Regions from separate parts of the Homo sapiens genome. Here region 2 is linked to region 1. Evidence: chromatin loops called from intact Hi-C (ENCODE). Cell type or tissue: heart right ventricle. All regions are shown on one strand. Each heading gives the region's core, and the rest is flanking DNA. Links, peaks and the distances in the headings are about the cores only.

Evidence for each region. Peaks named below come from ENCODE experiments on the same cell type or tissue, not always from the same donor. Only the 100,000 strongest peaks of a DNase experiment are listed, where the experiment ranks them.
Region 2: a loop joins it to region 1, with 2.0 times the contacts of the local background. A loop is called at or near these places in 2 of 110 quality-filtered maps.

Annotation. Positions count from the first base shown.
Region 1 is chr18:27,106,761-27,112,434 of GRCh38, reverse strand. The region is part of intron 2 of CHST9 (carbohydrate sulfotransferase 9); the gene reads left to right. Among named protein-coding and RNA genes, the nearest start is that of CHST9, 76 kb to the left of the region's middle. In heart right ventricle, for the core only: no CTCF peak of the experiment used is centred there; a DNase peak (open chromatin) is centred at 2,819.
Region 2 is chr18:27,172,430-27,178,103 of GRCh38, reverse strand. All of the region lies in intron 1 of CHST9 (carbohydrate sulfotransferase 9), which reads left to right. Among named protein-coding and RNA genes, the nearest start is that of CHST9, 10 kb to the left of the region's middle. In heart right ventricle, for the core only: no CTCF peak of the experiment used is centred there; no DNase peak of the experiment used is centred there.

The sequences.
Region 1 (5,674 bases), core at 290-5,289:
ATATTGTATAAAATTACCCTCAAGGTGTGTTTATAAGGTGTATATAAAACATAAATAAAGTCTGTGTTTAGACTGCGGTCCCATCCCTAAGATATTTAATTATGTATATGCAGATATTCCACAATCCAAAAAAATTTAAAATCTGAAACACTTCTGTTATACACACACACATACACATCCTGGGTTTCCAGCTTGCAGATGGTAGATCATGGGGCTTCTCAGCCTTCATAATAACATGAGCCAATACCATATATATATACATGTAGGTATATATAAGTATAAATATAAATATAGTTATATGTTTTATTAATATAATATATACATTATTAATATATTTATACGCATATGTAAATATATAAAAATATATATCTATATGTATATTTTTAGAAAGAAATTTATTTTAAGGTATCAGCTCACAACAGTTATGGAGTGAGAAGACCCATGATCTGCCATCTGTAAGCTGGAGACCCAGGAAAGCTGATGGTATAATTTGAAGGTCTGAGAGCTGGAAAGCCAATGGTGTAGATTCCAGTCCAAGTCTGAAGACCTCAGAGCCACGAGTCAAGGGCAGAAGAGCAATGCCTAAGAGCAAAGTCAACCTTTCTCACCTTTTTGTGCTATTCAGGCCCTCACTGAATTAGGTGATGCCCACTCACCTTGGGGAGGGTGATGTGTCGTCTGCCAATACAAGTGCTAATCTGTTGCAGAACCATTCTGACAGATGCTTTCAGAAATAATGTTTAACCAGCTATGTGGGCATCCCATGGCCTGGTCAAGTTGACACATAAACTTAATCATCACAGACAGCAATTCAGTTTACTTCAGTGGGTGATCTTGAACTGTTTTAAGTTTGTGTGGCACTCTTGAATTCTTATGTGTGTAAGGGGCTTTGTGTCATTTTCTTGCTACTCAAAATACTTTCCTGGAAGCAAGGAAGTGCTCCCCCATGCCTGTCCCTCCTGAGCAGTGTAGTTCTGCCCTGACTGGCCTAGACTCTAAAGCTTCAAGACTCAACTCTCATTTCTACCACAGAAGGATAAAATATAATTCAATTTTCTTATAATTTCTAAATCTTTCACATTTTTGCATTTCCAAAACCCTGTAAGGTCAATGTATGCACTAATTATCTGAAAAGTGGTGATTAAATTGCTGGTGTTTCTTATAATTTATGGTGTCTTAGAAAGCAGGACATAGGGTGGTTTCTGATGATAATGGAAGATCCAGCAGATAATAGTCCCATGTGCTGTTTCTCCTGGGTTCATTCACATCAAAGAAGTTACCTACAAATAAGGTTTGTTCTCTCATGGTCATCAGCCCCGCAGCATCAGGGAGCCCTGTTCTTTGTAGACCTCTCTATGACTTCAGCAACTCATTTCTTCTCACAAGAGATGGTGGAGAAGCCACACTGATAGACTTTAAAGCCATTCTATCCAGGACGATCAGTGGAAGTCAAAACTGAACTTGAATCAAAATCACTGGAGGGTTAAAGCACAGATTGCTGGTTCCTATCTCCAGAGTTTCTGAAAATGTAGGTTTGGGGCTCAGCCTGAGAAGTTGCATTTCTAGCAAGTTCCCAGGTGATACTGATGCTTCTGGTCCAAAACCACACTTTCAGAACCACTAGCCTTAGGTCACAATGCCCTAGCTCAACAATGTCCTAGGTCAGCAATGCTCTAGCTGTCCACAGATGAAGAAATTGGCATGTGATCTGAATTTGGCCTCTGAAGCATGAGGGGATGTCTGCTGGGAGACATGTCATACCTCATTTGAGAATGAACAGTGTTCCCTCCCAGTTCCCCACTCTTTTCCCTCTAGGTAGTGTGTTTCTATATGTGCAACCTAGAAACAACTGAGGCCTTGCTGGACCATCCTATAATCTTTGTAAAGTAAGCCCTACCATTACTCCAGCCTGAGATTGCCAGAGCAGGGAACTGGAAGTAATTTGGTTACATGATGACAGGTGGCCCAGAGAGTAACTAGCCTGGGGCCTGCACTTTCAGAGAAAGTAAATATCTTCATTGTTTTAGCCAGTTTGAGTTAGATACTTCTGGTTTTTATAAAGTACCCTGATTAATACAGAAATGTCAGGGAATCCGAAAACTATAAAAGGAACAGAAAGAGGTAAATAGAAAAAAAAAATCATCACATGCAAACGAGGAAATACTAGACAGTGTCAAACAGGAGGAAATATTTAGACCCCTAAGTGGTAAGAAAACAACCAGGCTAAAGAAGTAGCAAATTGGCAAAACAAACCTTTTTTCAAGTGGCAGGAATAATCCAAAAAAAAAAAAAGACTGGGCTAAAAACACTCTGGTGAGGAACTCTACATTGAATCTTTACACTTTTATAGTAGGATTTATTTTAATGTGTTGAAACCCTGAGACAAAAGCTCTGTCTTTCTCCATCTGCCTTCCCAGACCACCCTGGTAATAAATGACTCAACTCTGCTTATACCTAAATAAAGGAAATTGGACTTTCCCATTTCTGTGCTCATCCGAGAGCTTCCCCTCCTGCTAATGGATAAGACATAGAGGCCTAACTTCTCTCCACGGTGCCAAGGACTCAGGGTCTGACTGCCTTGAACCATCCCTGATTATGAAGAGAAACATCAGACTGTCAAACTCACCTAGGTAACTGGGGCACAGCCTTGAGGTTAAAAAAAAAAAGTTGTCGGAACCAATTTTATAATTCACCAGGAGCCCCTGTCAGACAAATGAAGCAGCAGTGATGAACGGATTCAGATAGATCGTGATGGGAGTCAAGCAGCTGGCGTCAGCACCAATTAGATCTGGCACTAGAGCAGTCAGTGCGCGCATGGCCCTGCTCTCCCTTGAAATAAACAAGCTGTCGCAGCTACATTGGGACTGAACAATGACATAAACACAGATCTCAGTTGGATCAGTCAAACGCTTTGCGTAGTCTTCAACTGTGGCTGCATGCCCTTTCCTCTCTACGCTCAAGACAGCAGCTATATCACTTAGTATTTTGCCGCATAAATCCAAAGCGAAAATGAGCGACTTCTCAGCACAATTTAAAATAACCCAAGCTTTTTCATACCATAGAAAAATACCACTTTTCAGGGTAAAATAGAGACAATAAATCCCAAGAACCAACAGCTTGTGTCCTATGGGTTTGCAGGGAGAAAAAAAAAAGGTGCTGGTGTCTTAATTAAGAACTTAACTTATGCGCCAGCTCCCAGGTGGCTGGAGGCCATCCCAGGTGTGGGCATGAATTCTTGATATTGCAGTATCATCTGCTTTCCTGTGCTTTGCTTATTTTCTACATAAGTCTTGCTGTGTAGTGGGATTTGTTAGAAACACAACAGGCATCTAATTTTGGTTACAACTCAAGACTTCTGACCTCCTCAGCATACAATTATCCCTTACTGCCTTGAGAGTTGTCACGTGATATTTTGGTGTGTCCATCAATGTGTGACAGTGCAGTTCTGCGTAGTAAGGACTGTAGTATAGAGAAGTAGAATAACAGTTATTATAAACTTTGAAGCAAATTTTAAAAGATATTTTAGTTTAAAATTTCTAGGAAAAATAAAGTTTCAGTTCACTCCACCCTCTGTCCTGTTAAGGACCAGAATTAAAAAACAAAAAACAAAGAATAATTTTTGTGTCCCAATATGAAAGACTAAGTGTATCTTTATATTATGTTATGTTTGCAGTTTAATTAATCATAATGACTTCTGATTGGTAGGATAAGAAGTGATCATTTTTCTTACATCTCCATGATTCCTTCCTTCCCTTTCAACTTGTCCACAAATATTGAGATGTTTCTTTGTAAAAAGTGAAATAGGATGGTCTTGAAGAGAAAAGAATTCTTTGGGACAGAAAATTTCATATTTCTAATTGGATGCATTTTTTTCTTTTCATTCTTCCTGCCCCTAATCTATCTTTCAGTATGTGTAAATGTGCAATCTAAATCCCGTCTTTTAAAGAAATTACCTGTTTTTATCAGGTAAAGCTCTATCAAAGTGAAAAATAATTTAATATGTTAGTGACATACCATTTAAATACTTGCCCACACTAGAAAAATCTCATTTGCTTATTGCTATACAATAATGTACGTGTTGACATCATTTTATATAAAAAGTCCTAAAGAATACTGGCTTGACTGATGATTTTTTAAAAAGTCAAACCAGGGAATTTTGAGACACAACACAACACCTCAGCAGAGACATGTATTTGGAAATAGATCCAGCCACAGCTGTGAGGGGAGAGCTACACAGGCAGGTGAACCATGATTACAAGAGTCATGCAGGCCTAATAAGGAATAATTAGTGGGTGTCCCAGCAAACAAGTAGAATAGGTCAACAGAGAACTCTGGGAACAGGCAATAGTTAGGTGTCTAGGTGGGTAGATTGTTGACATTAGGAAGTTTCAAAGAGAACTGCTTAGGATAAATGGAAGACTCATTTCTGAGAAACTGGACAAGTAGACTGGGAACCAAGAGAAACAAGCCCTGAGTAATAACGTGGACGTGAGATTGAGTGTAACTAGAACACAAAGCAGAAATGCACATGATGGGGAATCTGCAAGATCCGCTTCATTGTTGTCCACAGTTGCCCTTCACCAAGACTCTTATCCTCCAAACACAACACATTTAGAAGGAAACACATTCCATTAGATTAAAGTTCTGGAGATAGGTATTTATCAAGTCCTCATAAGTTTTCCCTGAAATGACTCAGAAAAGTTGTGGCTATCTCTGTGGAATGTCCTGTAGGATGATGTGGTAGCCATCTTTCCTCTTCATCAGTGCCATGAGAAGTGTCGGCTAAAGACCATGTGCACTCCAGAGCTGTTAACAGATGCTTGGATAGGAAGCACACTAGGAAGACAAAAGTTTTCAGGGCTTTTATTCTAGCTGCAGTGTATTACCTAAGCCTGCATGTCAGCAATAGTATTTCAGCATCTGTATAATTCCAGAGAGCATTTAACTGACAGAATTGACCCATAAACAATGAGAGCTTAGAAAATTCTCAATACAAGTCTTTGCTGTTTTTATGTAAAAAGCAGGGAACAAGATGATACCCAAGCAGTCACACTATACAATGAACTGAACAGGCGACCAAAGCCAGGGAACCCTCATCAGCTCTGTTCTTTCCTAGTCCACTTTTGATACTGCTGAGAAAGTTATTTTCCTAAAATAAGTCCCCATGATACCACTGGCGGAAACTTCAGTAACTCTTCATTGCTTATAAAATAGTCATAGAATTCTAAGTCTATAGGTGAGTATTTAATAACAATTTGACGTATAGTCACTATTTACCTTTCAAGACCACTTCACTATTCTTCCACATAATCATATACTCCATTCCCCCAGGGCCCTCACCTTCTCTGGCCATTTTTCACACTTCACCTTTTTTCTTCCCAATGGCCTTTCCCATCTGTGGAAACCCACTCCATCCTTTGATGCCACATTTAAGCTATGTCGGTCACAGATTGTCCAGCATTGTCTTCCAGTGCCCACCCACCCACATGTACACATATATAACCTAGTGAGATATTTAAGTGGAACCAAAGTGCTAGGATTATTTTCCTTTTTATTGATGAAAAAGATCTAGGTAAATAAAAAGGTTATTTTATGGAAATAGGGTAGTAAGCAGGTAGATTAACTTGCCAACTGCGATAGACTGGTAAATTGTTCATTGTGAAATTTATCAAAA
Region 2 (5,674 bases), core at 279-5,278, 66 kb before region 1:
GGTCTGTTGAATGGCCCAACATTCAACCTCAGACTGACCCCTAACTTTATTCGGTCTACTTTTGTTACAATTTCTAATGCGAGTATAGTGGTGCAATGGGGATTCAGAGAAGATGAAATTGAAGTTGTTGGATTGGGGAGGCGATAAGGAAAATAAGGTGTTTCTTTCATTTGAACAGCACAAAGATCTATATAGGCAGTGAAATTTTATTGGAATATCTGCCTTTTACTCTGCTTTTTATTTTTGTATGGAATAGAGGGAAAGATTGTGGAAGTAAAACCCTCCTTCCTCTTTGTACTGTTAACTCTGCTATACAAGAGAAAACCTTCTTTGTCAGAGTAAACAGATATGGCACATTCCACTCCCATTGTTCAGAGTGCCTCCTTTTGCTATAGTACTTCAATGCTACCCTAAACTGAACTCTATAACACTAAAGAATATGGTTAAGAAAAGGAAAAATATACCCAGCTAATGTGGTAAAAGAAATTTCAGAAGGCTCTGTTAGATTTATGTGAAAATGGGAAAACCAAATAAGATGACACCGTCAATTCAAATGAAGAAACGATACTTACTTTTCCATTAATTTCAGTACCAAGAAGCCCAAAATTCCACTTAGTTTTGCGGTCATTTCTATTGTTTTCTTTCTTTTTTTTTTCTTTTCACAGATGGAATTAAAGTGGTGACCTATAGGTCCAGCTTACTTTAAGCAAATATAGTCTGTAAGGATTTAGGTAAAATAGTGATGTTGATTATATACTTTAATGAATACATTTAAAAATTAAATAGGCACAGTTTTAAAGAAATTATCATCTAAATTAATTTAGTTTTTTACAGGATTCTTTGAACAGTCGATTAGAAGGAGGGTAATTTTTTTCCCCAAAAGATCGATTTCTCAAGTTATTAAAAAAAATGCTTAGGTGTTAGTGACATTTTTTGGACAAAAAGCAGTAACTATCAACACCCTTTTACCTTCTAACATTTGCACTCTATTTTCAATTAGGAATTTTTATTATCAGAGAATGAGATTTTATTACTCCAGCAGGGCTGGCATTCAGCTAGATGCACTGGTATAGTCTTACTGGTTATTTGTAGCTGGAGTCCAAATTGTGCTGATTGTTAAATAATTTAAATACTAATCCTCCTCTTGCATGATCACTTTTGTAACTTCAACCTATAAATATACCACTTGCTACTTGCTAAAAGTCTAGCAAAGTCATTTTTTCAGATTTTGCAGATCAGGGAATTAGAACAGCATTTAGAATAGAAATGAATTTGAAAATCACTGAAATCCCAGGTACCAGAGCTTGTTCATCTAATACCTCAGACCTTTGATTCACCTTGGGATTTCTCAACATACATATACCAAGTACTAACCAGTAAGAATGGCTTGAGATTATTGATATATATTTAATGCAGAACACTCTATAAAACATAATCGCAGCTCAGAAAGTCCCTCTACATTGCCCACTTGTAGATACAGCTCATACACCTGGCATTTCTTCTTGTCTATCTTAAAGAAACATCAAATGAAACATGTCAAAATCAAACTCCTGATCTCTGCTCATCTCACCTCAAGGGTGCAGGGTTCCCATAGTCCAATCTGGTTTTAATCTTGACATTACTTCTCCTTCAATTCCATTACCAAGGCTTTGATTTTGACCTCCAAAATTAATTACAAAAATCTGCCTCTGCCGTCACACAAGTGTAAGCATTCACCATCCTTTGTGTAGAAAAACAACAATGTCTCCATGACTGATCTCCTGGCATTGTTCCCCACCCCCAAATTCATCCTCCAATGGGATACCAGATATTATATTTGCATTCAAAATGCAAATATGAAAACTATCACCTTGCAACCACGGATAACACTTAAATGAATTACCATTGCTTTGCTTAAGATAAAGACCAAAACTCAGCACCTGATTTTTGTAGCCCAGCAAGGACAGCCTCCTCCACTTTTATCTCTTTAGATGCTCCCATTCTTCCCTCAGCTTCAGCTGCCTGGCTTTCTTCAAGCTGCCTTAACATTCCAGCTCTCTCCCATCCCCCCATCCCCTAAAAACACAAACTCAAGCATTCTCTAGTTAACTCTTAGTTAACACTTTGAAAATATCAACTCAAATGTCACTTCCTCAAATGAACCATCTCTTACCCCTAAATTGAATTAAATCCCTTTATAAAATACATATAAGTATATACACATTTATGTATCTGTATCCATTGTGCTTAGAAGAGTTGCAAATTCACATTTATTTGTATAATTATTTAATTAACCGCTAAGATAGGGATCCATCTGGTTTTGATGGTCCTTGTATTCCTAACAAATACTACAACGCCTGCTTCAGAGAGGAAGTGTAATAAATATTTGTTGAATAAATGTTGAGTGAACATCTCTAACTCCACATGTACAAAGTTATACACATGTGCCATATGCAAACACACACATGTATCCACCCTCACATTCTAATAAAAAATACACAAATAAGTAAATAAAATAAAGTTTGTAAGCTATGATGCCCCACTTTTTTCTTTGTGACCTCTCCAAATATCATACTCCTCGTTCTATTTCTCTTTCCTCTCCATAATTTAGATGTGGTTTGGGTGTTGCTACATTTATTTAGAAAGTAGGGCAGGGCTGTTGAATTTCTTACACCCCCCAAAATAAATAAATGCCCAGGCATGCCTTTATATTACTTCCTCTGACATGTGGAATCCCTTGATAATTTCAGGAATTTTAAAAGGCTTCACTTTATGGGGGTTTTATGCTCTGCTGTTTGTATACATTCCGGCATTAAGAAGTGGTCTAAGATTTTACCATATTGAAGAAAACAAAAATCCTCTGAAAGTTACCTATTCATATGGCCCCTATATGAAAATAAGGAAGATAAAGGAGAACAAAAATTAAAATAAGAAAAAAATAGGTGAAATTGAAAAAGTAATATAAAAGTCTATGTTATAAATTAAAGGTTTATATTTTTAAGAATTGCACAAAAGATTCAAACAAGGTATAAAATAGTTAAGGAAGACCTATATCATACTGATGGGCACTTACTATGTTTTAGATACTATGCTAACATTCGTGACTGAATTCAAAATGCTGCATTAAAACTGAGTTGGGTTAGCACTGTTTTTATTTAAAGCCTTCTTGCTTCAACTAGTTTAGGGGAAACTCTTGAACATTTTGTCCCAGAAAGCAAGGAATTGCTCAAAAACAAATGAGGGCACATCAGAAGGACATAGCCAGATTTAAAAGACTCTCCCTGGCCAAATTTGGGATCTTTTGTATATAAAGAGTAATAATGTATGTAATGGATTAGAGCACATTGACTAAGAAAAGTATCCGTGAACCCAGAGTGTGTGAATGCACAGATTGGGTGGAGAGAAGGAAAGGCTGTGTTTCACTGAAGAATACAAGCTGATAATGAAAAAGAAATAGTAGAGCCACATTTTTGCAACCACCATAACAAGAATAATAAAAAAGTCATCTGCCATTGGGTGAATGGTTGATGGGGACAGGATATTCACATTATCTCTTCATGTCACCCTACAGATTGCTTATTAATTGAAAAGGGGGGACATCCCTTTATGGTTGGTGTCTGACAGATACCAGCTAATCAAATGATCAGACTTGACATCACTAGAAGTAGTACAAATTGAAATCATGTATTTTTTTTATGATACATGAAGAATGACACAAAAGTCTCTTCTGAAGTATTCTGCTAAAAATGTTTAACCTGAGTCTAATCACGAGGAAACAAACGATCAGGCAAATCTAAACTGGTAGATTTTCTTCACTACAACTAACCTGGACACTTCAAAAATGTCAGTGTGATTAACAAAAAAAGCCTGAAATATTGTTCAGGATTAAAGGAGACTAGGAGACCTGGCAACTAATTGCAAGACATCCATCCTTCTTGATTAGATTCTGGATGAAAAAAAATCTATAAAGGATAATATTGGAACAATGGAAGGAATGTGAATTTGGGCTATAGCTCATATAACAGTATTACATCCCCGTTCAATTTCTTGAGTGTGATCATCATATTGGGGTTATATAGAAGGATGTGTCTTTAGGGAGAGGATATATTTGAAAGTATTTAGAAGTGAAATCTCATATCTGCAACTTTCAAATGGTTCAGCAAAAAGAAATGTTTTAAGTGTAAGAAAGGGAGAAATAGGCAAATAATTATGGCAAAATGTTAATAATTTTTACATCTAGATAAAGAGATTATATGCCACTTGTTATATTGCTAATTTCTGTAGGCTAGACATTTTTCAAAATAAAAATTAGAAAAAATATCCTATGATTTTAAGTTAGCTATCCAAAGGATAAAATAATTTTTATATCTTGAAGTGAGCTTAAATGTTTGAAAGTTGTTTAATTAACAGAGTGTCTTCTCTAAAGTATCTAAATATCTTAATTCAACATTCTATAATAATTCCATAATTTATATATAAGCACTAAAGAAAAAATTATCCTTAGAAGAATATGTTTCAGGCAATGTAGGAGACAATACATAATATGATAATATCAGTATGTATTAGATAAAATAATTTTTTTCATTTTTCCAGTTATATATGAGAACTTTTCAACATGAGAAATTTTAAAGGGAAATGAGTCATCTATGGCAATATGTGTTTTATTCTTCCATGTCTTTCCTAAACATTGGTGCTCGCCTACAAAACAAAGTATGAGATTACTGATGATTTTCACTAAAATGTCTACAACCTAGCAGAATGCAGTTTCAGTGTAGAATAGATCTGGCCAGGGCTACAGTGACATTTAGAATCCTGTGTGATTCTCAACTCTGCAACTTCAGGAAGACTGGCAAGCACTGTTAGTGCTAATATATTAGAAGCAGATACTTACAGCCTAATAACACAGGTATACAATTATCAAAAGACAAAGCTCTCGATTTAGTCAACAAATATCCATCAAGTACAGGTTCTATGACAGGGACAAAGTAAATGAGGTTAAATAAAAATATTTATAAATTTGTAAATAAAAATTTATTTCTTCAGGAAAATTTTAACCTCAAAATAAATGTTTAAAATATTCCTCATACTGTAAAAGCATATGATATAATATTTCTAATCAGGTCCCTGTAGGAATACTTTGCATGGTGCTAAGATGATATTTAGGGCTCCTGCAGATATGTGTGGTAACTTAATCAAAGCAAGTAGATTGGTGCCTTTTGGTATATGATAAAAAGAAAACATGTAGCTCTTCTTATATCTTAACATACAATATATCATGTATCTTAATGTACAATATAATAAACCAAAGATAAGAATATGGATAGTTATTTCCACTCATATTTCATATAGTAAGTTGATAAATTATTATAAATAATAGCAAAGAGGGAGAGTTTCGAGTTTCTGAAAAAGTCAGAAAGAACTGGTCTCTTGATACTGCCAGCCTACACTATCTTGAGGTTAAAATTCACTATGATGGAATCTCCTTATTAGGAAAATTACAGTTCATCTTCAGCTTATATTAAGACAAATATATTAGTAATCAGTTTAAACTTGATATTGTTTTAATAAGAAGAAAATAGTAACAAATTGTTGTGGAGATGGAGCATGTTCTTAAGAAGTACTGATTATCTTAAAATAAAGGTAATAATATAACAGCTTTGCTCTTATACCCCTATCCCCCTCCCACTCCCATGCT